Linked DNA regions of Homo sapiens: region 1 is linked to region 2. A link is an interaction called in ENCODE POLR2A ChIA-PET data of the cell type or tissue named here. Cell type or tissue: MCF 10A. All regions are shown on one strand. Region 1 overlaps OSBP2 (oxysterol binding protein 2). Region 2 overlaps LIMK2 (LIM domain kinase 2).

Region 1 (5,000 bases), 410 kb before region 2:
ACTGACTTCCACAATGGTTGAACTAGTTTACAGTCCCACCAACAGTGTAAAAGTGTTCCTATTTCTCCACATCCTGTCCAGCACCTGTTGTTTCCTGACTTTTTAATGATTGCCATTCTAACTGGTGTGAGATGGTATCTCATTATGGTTTTGATTTGCATTTCTCTGATGGCCAGTGATGATGAGCATTTTTTCATGTGTCTTTTGGCTGCATAAATGTCTTTTGAGAAGTGTCTGTTCATATCCTTTGCCCACTTTTTGATGGGGTTGTTTTTTTCTTGTAAATTTGTTTGAGTTCATTGTAGATTCTGGATATTAGCCCTTTGTCAGATGAGTAGGTTGCGAAAATTTTCTCCCATTTTGTAGGTTGCCTGTACACTCTGATGGTAGTTTCTTTTGCTGTGCAGAAGCTCTTTAGTTTAATTAGATCCCATTTGTCAATTTTGGCTTTTGTTGCCATTGCTTTTGGTGTTTTAGACATGAAGTTCTTGCCCATGCCTATGTCCTGAATGGTATTGCCTAGGTTTTCTTCTAGGGTTTTTATGGTTTTAGGTCTAACGTTTAAGTCTTTTAAGCCATCTTGAATTAATTTTTGTATAAGGTGTAAGGAAGGGATCCAGTTTCAGCTTTCTTTTTTTTTTTTTTTCAACTTTCTTTTTTAGCATTGGGTGATATACCTAATGCTAGATGACGAGTTAGTGGGTGCAGTGCACCAACATGGCACATGTATACATATGTAACTAACCTGCACAATGTGCACATGTACCCTAAAACTTCAAGTGTAATAAAAAAAAAAAAGAAAGAAACTTAAAGTGCATCTTGTTGCAAACAAACCCTGGTATATAGCAGGCATTCAATAAATGTTTATTAAATAAACCTGTTAAAAAAAAAAAGAAAAAGGAAAAAAAAAAAGAAAGCTGAAACTGGATCCCTTCCTTACACCTTACACCCTCAAGGTTTTTTCTTGTTCATTAGCTCTAGAATAGAGCTGGAAGATTGGCATTTCTAACAAGATCCCAGATGATGCTGGTCCAGTGATTACAATTTGAGAACCACTTCATTAAAGAGATGGGAGGGAGATGGGGTGGGGAGTGGTAAAATCTCAGTTAGCCACTTGAGTTCAGACTTAGCTCTGCCCCTTACCAGATGTGTACATGTAACATAGCCTCTCCAAACCTATGTCTTATCTGTAAGATGGGATTGATAATAAGGCAAGAAGTGAAAGAGTTGATATGGGGAAATAACTCAGAATAGTGTCTGGCACAAAGTAAATGCTTAATAAATCTTACCTATTTGTTCCTTTCTGTATGGTGGGTGGGAGGACTTAATGAGATAATTAATGTAAAGCCCTGGCACATACAAAGTGCTGCATACATGCTAGTTTTAGTGTTTTTTTTTTTAACAGCTTTCTTGAGATATAATTCACACACCACATAATCCATTTAAAGTGTACAACGTGGGCTAGGCGAGGTGACTCATGCCTGTAATCTCAGGACTTTGGGAGGCCCAGGCAGGTGGATCACTTGAGGTCAGGAGTTTAAGACCAGTCTGGCCAACATGATGAAACCCCATCTCTACTAAAAATACAAAAATTAACCAGGTGTGATGGCGGGCACCTGTAACCCCAGCTACTTGGGGGTCTGAGGAATGAGAATCACTTGAACCCGGGAGGCGGAGGCTGCAGTGAGCTGAGATTGCATCACTGTACTCCAGCCTGGGTGACAGAGTGAGACTCTGTCTCACAAAAACAAAAAAACAAAAAATAAATAATAAAAAATAAAGTGTACAATGTCTTTTACTATATTTACAAGGCTAGGCAAACCATCGTTACACTCAATTTTAGAACATTTTTATCCCTCCTGAAATAAATCTTATACCTGTTAGCAGTCAATCCCCATTTCTCCTGACCCCTCAACCCTAAGCAACTGCTGTCTACTTTCTGTCTCTATAGGTTTGCCTACTTTGGACATGTTATACAAATGAAACCACATAATGTACAACCTTTGTGACTGGCTTCTTTCAATTAGCATAATGTTTTCAGAGCTTATGCGTGTTGCTACATGTATCAGTACTTCTCTCCTTTGTACTGTTGAGTAAGATTCCGTGACGTAGATACAGTCATACCTCGGAGATATTGCAGATTCAGTTCCAGATAAAGCAATAAGTGCGTCACATGAATTTTTTGGTTTCCTGATGCATATTAAAGTTATGTTTATATTGTACTCTAGTAAGTGAGCAATAGCATTATGTCTAAAAAACAATGTATATATCTTCACTTAAAAATATTTTATTGTAGACCTGGCATGGTGGCTCACACCTCTCATTGCAGTGGTTTGGGAGGCTGAGGCAGAAGGATCAGGGGCCAAGAGTTTGAGACTAGTCCAGGCAACATAGTGAGAACTTGTCTGTACCAAAAACAACAAAAAAAAATAGCTGAGAGTTGTGGCATGCACCTGTAATCCTGACTACTTGGGATTGAACCACTGCATTCTAGCCTGGGTAATAGGGTGAGACTCTGTCTCAAACAATTTTTTTTTTTTGAGAGAGGGTCCTACTCTGTCACCCAGGCTGGAGTGCAGTGGAGAGGTCACAGCTCACTGGAGCCTTCACCTCCCTGGGCTCAGGTGATCTTCTTACCTCAACCTCCCGAGTAGCTGGGACCACAGGGGTGCACCAACATGCCCAGCTTACTTTTGTATTTTTTGTAGACACAGAGTTTTATCGTGTCACCCAGGCTGGTCTCGAACTCCTGAAGTGGGAGTATCCCTTGAGCTCAGGAGTTTGAGGCTGCAGTGAACTATGAATGCAGCCAACTATGAACAATGCAATGAACCATCGCACTTCAGTCTGGGCGACAGAGCAAGGCCCTGTCTCAAAAACAAAACAAAACAAACCCTCTATTACTAACAACTTAACAATCATTGAGCCTTCAGCCAGTTTTTTTTCTTGGTGGAGGGCCTTGCCTTGATGTTGATGGCTGGTGACTGATCAGCGTGGTGATTGCTGAAGGTTGGGGTGGTTGCAGCAATTTCTGAAAATAAGACAACACTGAAGTTTGCCACATCAGTCAACTCTCCCTTTCACAAACGATTTCTCTGTGCCATGTTTGATAGCATTTTATCCTCAGTAGAACTTCTTTCAAAATTGGAATCAATCCTCTCAAACCCTGCCACTGCTTTTTCAACTAAGTTGATGTAATATTCTGAATCCTTTGTTATCATTTCAACAGTGTTCACAGCATCTTCACCAGGATTAGATTTCATCTCAAGAAACCACTCTGCTCATCCGTAAGAAGCAACTCTTTATTCGTTCAAGTTTTGTCATGAGATTTCAGCAATTCAGTTCGTTCTTTCTTTCTTTCTTTCTTTTTTTGAAGGAGTCTGGCTCTGTCATCCAGCCAGGCTGGAGTGCAGTGACGCAATCTCGGCTCACTGCAACCTCCATCTCCTGGGTTCAAGCGATTCTCCTGCCTCAGCTTCCTGAGCAGCTGGGATTACAGGAGTGTGCCACCACACCTGGCTAATTTTTATTTTTATTTTTAGTAGAGACGAGGTTTCACCACGTTGGCCAGGCTGGTCTCAAACTCCTTACCTCAAGTGATCCACCCACCTCAGCCTCCCAAAGTGCTGGGATTACAGGTGTGAGCCACCGCACCCGGCCTGCAATTCAGTTATATCTTGAGGCTCCACTTCTAATTCTGATTCTCTTGCTATTTCTACTACATTTGCAGTTACTTCCTCCACTGAAGTCTTGAACCCCTCAAAGTCATCCTGGAGGGTTGGAATCAACTTCTTCCAAACTTCTGTTAATGTTGATATTTTGACCTCCTCCCATGAATCACCAATGTTCTTAATGGTGTCTAAGAGAGTGAATCATTTCCAGAGACCCCATTGGTGGCAAATTCGTAGACGCCCTGAAGCCAGGCTCCCACATTGTCCAGTATTTTGCAAGCTTCATTTGCCAAACTGGCAGTGCTCCCAGGGACCCTGCTGGAAGCCACAGTACGTTTTCAGGAATCTTTCCCCCCTCCCCCTTGAGCAATAGGTCCTGACAGTGGGCTTAAAATATTCCATAAGCCACACTATAAACAGGTGTGCTGTCATTCAGGCTTCATTGTTCCATTTATAGAGCATAGGCCGAATAAATTTAGAATAATTCAGCCAGGAACTGTAGCTCATGCCTGTAATCCCAGCACTGTGGGAGGCCAAGGAGGGCAGATCACTTGAGCTCAGGAGTTTAAGACCAGCCTGGGCAACATAGTGAAACCCCATCTCTACCAAAATAAAAAATAAAAATCAGCCCAGCATGGTGGTGTGTGCCTGTAGTCCCAGCTACTTGGAAGGCTGAGGTGGGAGGATCAGTTGAGCCCAGGAGTTGGAGGTTGCAGTGAGCCAGGATCGTGCCACTGCACTCCAGCCTGGGTAATAGAGTGAGACCCTGTCTCAAACAATTTTTTTTTTTTTTTTTTGAGACAAGATCTTACTCTGTCACCCAGGCCGGAGTGCAGTGGAGGGATCACAGCTCACTGGAGACTTCACCTTCCTGGGCTCAGGTGATCTTCCTACCTCAACCTCCCGAGTAGCTGGGACCACAGGTGTACACCAACATGCCCAGCTTACTTTTGTATTTTTTGTAGACACAGAGTTTTACTGTGTCACCCAGGCTGGTCTCGAACTCCTGTGCTCAAGCAATCTGCTCGCTTTGGCCTCCCAAAGTGGTAGGATTACAAGCATGAGCCACCGCGCCTGGCCAAATTTAGCATAATTCTTAAGGGCCCTAGGGTCTTTGGAATGGTAAATGAATATTAGCTTCAACTTAAAGTCACCAGCCGCATTGTCCCCTAAGAAGAGCCAACCTGTCCTTTGAAGTCAGGCGTTGACTTCTCCTCTGTAGCTATGAAAGCCCTAGATGACATCTTCTTCCAACAGAAGACTGTTTCATCTACATTGAAACCCTGTTGTGTAATGTAGCCACCTTCATCTATTATCTTAGCTAGATCT
Region 2 (5,000 bases):
TGTCCCCAGGACAGGCAGAGGGAGGGAATGAATGGGAGCCCTAGTGCCAGGACAGAACAGATGGCAGCTCAGAGCTAGGATGGCTCTCTGGACCTGTCTCTCCTACCAGAGGTCCCCCCGTCTGGTGTGGCTCTTCCTGGACCTGGCATCCTCTGCTTTTTTTTTTTTTCCACCTCCAAGCAGAATTACTGTCCTGTAGGCAGCTCCTCTGCTTGAGGACATCTGGGGCCAGATATGTTCACACTCTATCCTGCCTTGCCCTTCCCTGAGCTCAGGATGGACGCTCAATTGGTCCCAGTTATTGTCTGCAGCGCCTGCCTGCAGCCTCGATCCAGCCCAGCTCCACCCCTTGCCTGCAAGGTCTGTTTCCTAACAGCTGCTCCAACCACACACCTCGGTTCTGCGGGAGCCCCTCCTCTTCCTCCCTCCCTCCCTCATTCAGGGGTGGGACTGAAGAAGAAGGCTAACTTGACAGCAGCGCTTCTTTCTTAGCTAGTCACCGGCCCCTGCTCAAGAATGCCAGTGTGTGTGTAGCCTCCACAGAGAGGTCGTTTTCTCGGAGTCCAGAGGGGCCGCCTGAGCTTCTGAGAACTAGGGAGGAGCCATCCCAGCCATGAGCCCCTGTGGGAATCTGCTGGGGGCCAAGTGGCCTGGAGTCCTCAGGCTCCCGCAGCTGCTCCGGAGGGAGAGGTGAGCTCAGGGCAGCCTGCCTGCAGCCAGAGGTGCCGGGAGCCCCGGGCCTGTCATGGTGGCCATCTACAGCCGGCCTGAGGCAGTCACAGACGGATTTGCAGCTGAGCCTGTCTATCTGGTGTGGGAAGAAGATGGGGAGTTACTTGTCAGTCCCGGCTTACTTCACCTCCAGAGACCTGTTTCGGTGAGTTGGTCTCCGAGTTCCCCTCTCCATCTCTCCTGGCCCCTGGTCCTGAGAGGAGGGTGGTCTCCCTAAATCTCCTTCTCACTTAGTCCTTTACCATCGGTTCTGCCGGGCAGAAGCCAGCGGAGGTTATACCCAAGGAGAATCGGCCTTGTGAGGTACCCCCATTATGTCCTGGAAGTGGTGAGGGGAGGGATATACCCAGAAGGAACTTCTTAGGGAGCTCCAGCTCCCCTTCTATCCCAGACAAACCTGAAGGAGCCTCCAAAAGATGCCACTGACCTGCCCATTGTAGATGTTACTGCTTCCGGGGGGAATAGCCCAAATAGAGTGCTGTTTCCAGCTCTCACATGTCTTACCTGCGGGCCATGCTGCCTGCCCAGGAATTTGTCCCAACAAGCAGGATGGGCAGGTTTTGCCAAACTGTGGAAACTGGCAAGTCCTGGGTGTGGGTAGCCTGGTACACAGTAGGCACCTTATAAACGTTTGTTCTCTTAATGGCAGGCACATTTGCCTCTGGCCTTGAAGGGCTTCTGAGCTCCCAGGTGAATGTAGTTGCTGGGGAAAGACCTGGGCGAGTGCTTCTAAGACTGGAGCAATGGGCTTTAGAGTGTTCCTGAGCTGCTGGGCCAGCCCCCACACCTCCTCAGTCCCTAGGCCTAAGTACCTCCACGAGCCTCTCTCTGTGGGGCTTCTCAGAGGGAGATGTGGAAACTCTACCTCTAACCTGGCTTTCTTTGCTCATTGCCCCACTCCACCTCCCATAGAAACTCCCCAGGGGGTTTCTGGCCCTCTGGGTCCCTTCTGAATGGAGCCATTCCAGGCTAGGGTGGGGTTTGTTTTCATTCTTTGGGAGCAGCCTGTTGTTCCAAAAAGGCTGCCTCCCCCTCACCAGTGGTCCTGGTCGACTTTTCCCTTCTGGCTTCTCTAAGCTAGGTCCAGTGCCCAGATCTTGCTGCCGGGATACTAGTCAGGTGGCCAGGCCCTGGGCAGAAAAGCAGTGCACCATGTGGTTTTGTGGAATGACCGGACCCTGGTAGATTGCTGGGAAGTGTCTGGACAGGGGGAAGGGGGAAGGGAACTGGTCCTCAATGCTGACTCTACCAAGCGCCCTGCTAGACACTTTATCCTTTAATCTCTCAACAGCCTAAAGAGATTATATATCCCCATTTTACAGATGAGGCAACCAGTTTCAACAGAGTTAACATATGGAGCCTCACTGGGCAGCTTTTTCTGTCTTCCTGACTTTCTCTCATCCTTCAGGGGGCTGCAGGTTTGTTTTCTTCTCCTAGTGGAGAGGAAATTCTCAGGTTTGTTTTCCTCTCCTAGCAGAGAGTAAAAAAAGGGATAGTTTGCCTGACTTGTTGAAGGTGTGGCTGAGATTGTTTTCTAAAGAGCCAATGGAAATTGATCTTGAGTTTAGGAGAAAGCTTTTACATGTGGAATTAAGATGCCAAGTGTTGAAGTAGCCACATTTCAGGTCCTCATTAATTTCTCTTAATCCTGGGAAGGCAGCTTAGGAGAAGGGTTGTTCCTTTAGGAGCCAGGAACTATACCCCTTTTACCCTTGGAGAGGCAGGGAAGCCAGGGAGGACACAACTTCTCAGGAAGAGGAGAAGCTAGAGCAGATAGTGAACTCTCAACCTGAACCTTTAAGGGCCAGACCACTAATGCCACCCAAGTCCACCTGCCGTTTGTCTTGTTCTGTCCCAGGCTTTCTGGAGAACCTGATCTTCTTGCCCCTACCCCCAAGCTCCGTTTGCCCAGCTAGAGTCTGGGGGGTACTGACTGACTTTCGTAGACATTCTTCCCTTCCCCAAATAAGAGGCCACATTCCTGAAGTCACTTCTGAAGAGATAGCTGCCACACAGGGCTCTTTCCCCCCAGGGAGGGACCACCCAGACCCTCTGCTCTCCCAGGTATCCGTTACCACATCACTACCTGGTCAGAAAGCTGTTTCTGCCATTAGCCCCTCCCTCTTTTATTATAGGATATCCTCAAGGGCTCCTCTTTGGGCCTCAGTTTCATCCTTGGCAGAAAGTAGAAGCTAGACTTCTTGGGCTCCTGAACAGGGTCCTTGCTGGATTCTGTGAAACAAATTAAGTTCTTGACCCTAGGCCTCTGGGGGAGTACAAAGTCTATGGGAGTTCTGGGGCTGTGGTTGCAAGGAAAGTGACGCAACCAGATTCCATGGGGACATGATCAGGCGTGACATGTGAGGGAGGAAGAGGGAGCAAGGGAATGAAGAATACAACTTCTGTGTCCCATACACCCCTGCCTGACAGGCCATACATACTCAGCAGAGAATGCACTGTCTTTCCTACCACACTAGCGTGAGAAGTGAGCTGCAATTACCACTGTGCTTCCAAGTAAGAAAATACCTCAAATTGGAATTTACAAAAGAGGTAAATTAGGGAGTGGCTTTTGTCGGACATCTTTAAAGCATTTTTCTTTTTATAGAATTTCACTTAATGTCCAATACTGATTTAATGAGCTTGGGTTTACACATTATCTCTTGAAGAAAACAAATGAACCTTTGTGTTCCAAAGCAATCCATGTTTAAAGGGAAAAAATTATGCATAACTCTGCCCAGCTTCACAGTAACCTTTGGCAGGTGCCTTAGGTCCTCTGGGACTCTTTTCCTTATCTGAAAAATGAAGGACTTGGATCAGGTGAATGGTTCCCAGCTCTGCAACTTATGTGGCTCCTCAGAGGCACACAAGCTCTTTTCCATTATTTGCCAAATAATGGAGGCCCTGTCTTTAACTGCAGTACAACTACACAAAATACTTGAAACTACAGTCTTCCTGGTTTTTGGTTGGAACTGAATCAGTGCACTCTAGCAACACTTATTTCTTGCTGTTCGTAGGCTTCATTATGTGTTTGGTTAATTTTTTAAAACAACAATAACATATTCCATAATAATTACAGCTTAATTGGCAGACTGTTTCAGTCTATAGGATCTGCAGGAAGGAGGAGTAATAAAGGGATTTTTGACTGAGCTCTTATGGAACAGAGTCTCTCTAGGCCCCTGTCATATCTGCCCTTCTGGGCCCTGGGGAAAAGTTGGCATCCCCAGTTGTGGTGCTCTCCAGGTGCCCTCAGGCTGTGGTGGAGGGAGCTTCCCATTCTCTCCTTCAGCCCACTCAATTCAGAGGCTAGGGGCTGAAAGAAGCTTCTCTACAACTGGCTGTTCACTGGGAGGTTAAGGGATGACCATCCAGCCAGGCCTTCCTCAGGACATGGGAGGGCTTATGCTTTAACATGTGTAAATCCACTGCAATAATGACTGGTTCTTTTACCCCATAAGGTTGAGAATTTACCTGTAAACATTTTTGTCTGAAGAATTTGGATGTAAGTGAGGGCTGGGCCTCTATCTTATCTCACTTGGCTTCTCTCAGCACAGCACCTTGCCTGCTTGTTCTTACACATCCTAGATGCACAGTAACTATTTCCTAATTATTAGAAATCTATTAGAATCAATTGATTTCAGCTGGGCTTGGTGGCTCCTTCCTGTAATCCCAGCACTTTGGGAGGCCAAGGCTGGAGGATCACCTGAGTCCAGGAGTTTAAGACCAGCCTGGGCAACATAGGGAGACCCTGTCTCTACAAAAAATAAAAAATTAGCCAGGCATGGTGGTGTGCACCTGTAGTCCCAGCTACTCAGGAGGCTGAGGCAGGAGGATCTCTTGAGCCTGGGAGGTCAGACTACAGTGAGCAATGATTGTGCCACTGCACTCCAGCCTGGGTGACAGAGTAAGACTCTGTCTCTTAAAAAAAAAAAAAAAAAGTTGATTTCTATTTGGATAGATAAATAAAGGTCATTTTAGGACCTTTCTTTTTCACTTACAGAAATCTGTTTCATTCTGGGCTGAGAAGCAGGTCCATATTGCTAGGCATAGGAGAAAAAGGGGTCTGTCTGCATTTGCCCTTGGTGGTCTCAAATTGGGGAGGGAAAGAAATGAACACTTACTGGCTACCTTCTGTGAGCCAGGCATCATGCAAGACATCTGTACATAATTTAATTCTCATAACCCCATAAGATATTATTAGCAATGTACAAGTGAGGAAACTGAGGCTCAGAGTCATGAAGTAACTGGCCTTGGGTGACACAGATGGTAAA

What was found. ChIA-PET counts read pairs that join two places held together with the same protein. Peaks named below come from ENCODE experiments on the same cell type or tissue, not always from the same donor. Only the 100,000 strongest peaks of a DNase experiment are listed, where the experiment ranks them.
Region 1: POLR2A ChIA-PET joins it to region 2 with 5 read pairs; 2 of 35 experiments call an interaction of 5 or more read pairs at or near these places.

Annotation. Positions count from the first base shown.
Region 1 is chr22:30,839,424-30,844,423 of GRCh38, forward strand. All of the region lies in intron 2 of OSBP2 (oxysterol binding protein 2), which reads left to right. Among named protein-coding and RNA genes, the nearest start is that of MORC2-AS1, 80 kb to the right of the region's middle. In MCF 10A, no CTCF peak of the experiment used is centred here; DNase peaks (open chromatin) are centred at 1,468, 2,088 and 3,978.
Region 2 is chr22:31,247,893-31,252,892 of GRCh38, forward strand. All of the region lies in intron 2 of LIMK2 (LIM domain kinase 2), which reads left to right. Among named protein-coding and RNA genes, the nearest start is that of LIMK2, 38 kb to the left of the region's middle. RefSeq lists enhancers at 1-491, 492-1,381. In MCF 10A, no CTCF peak of the experiment used is centred here; a DNase peak (open chromatin) is centred at 429.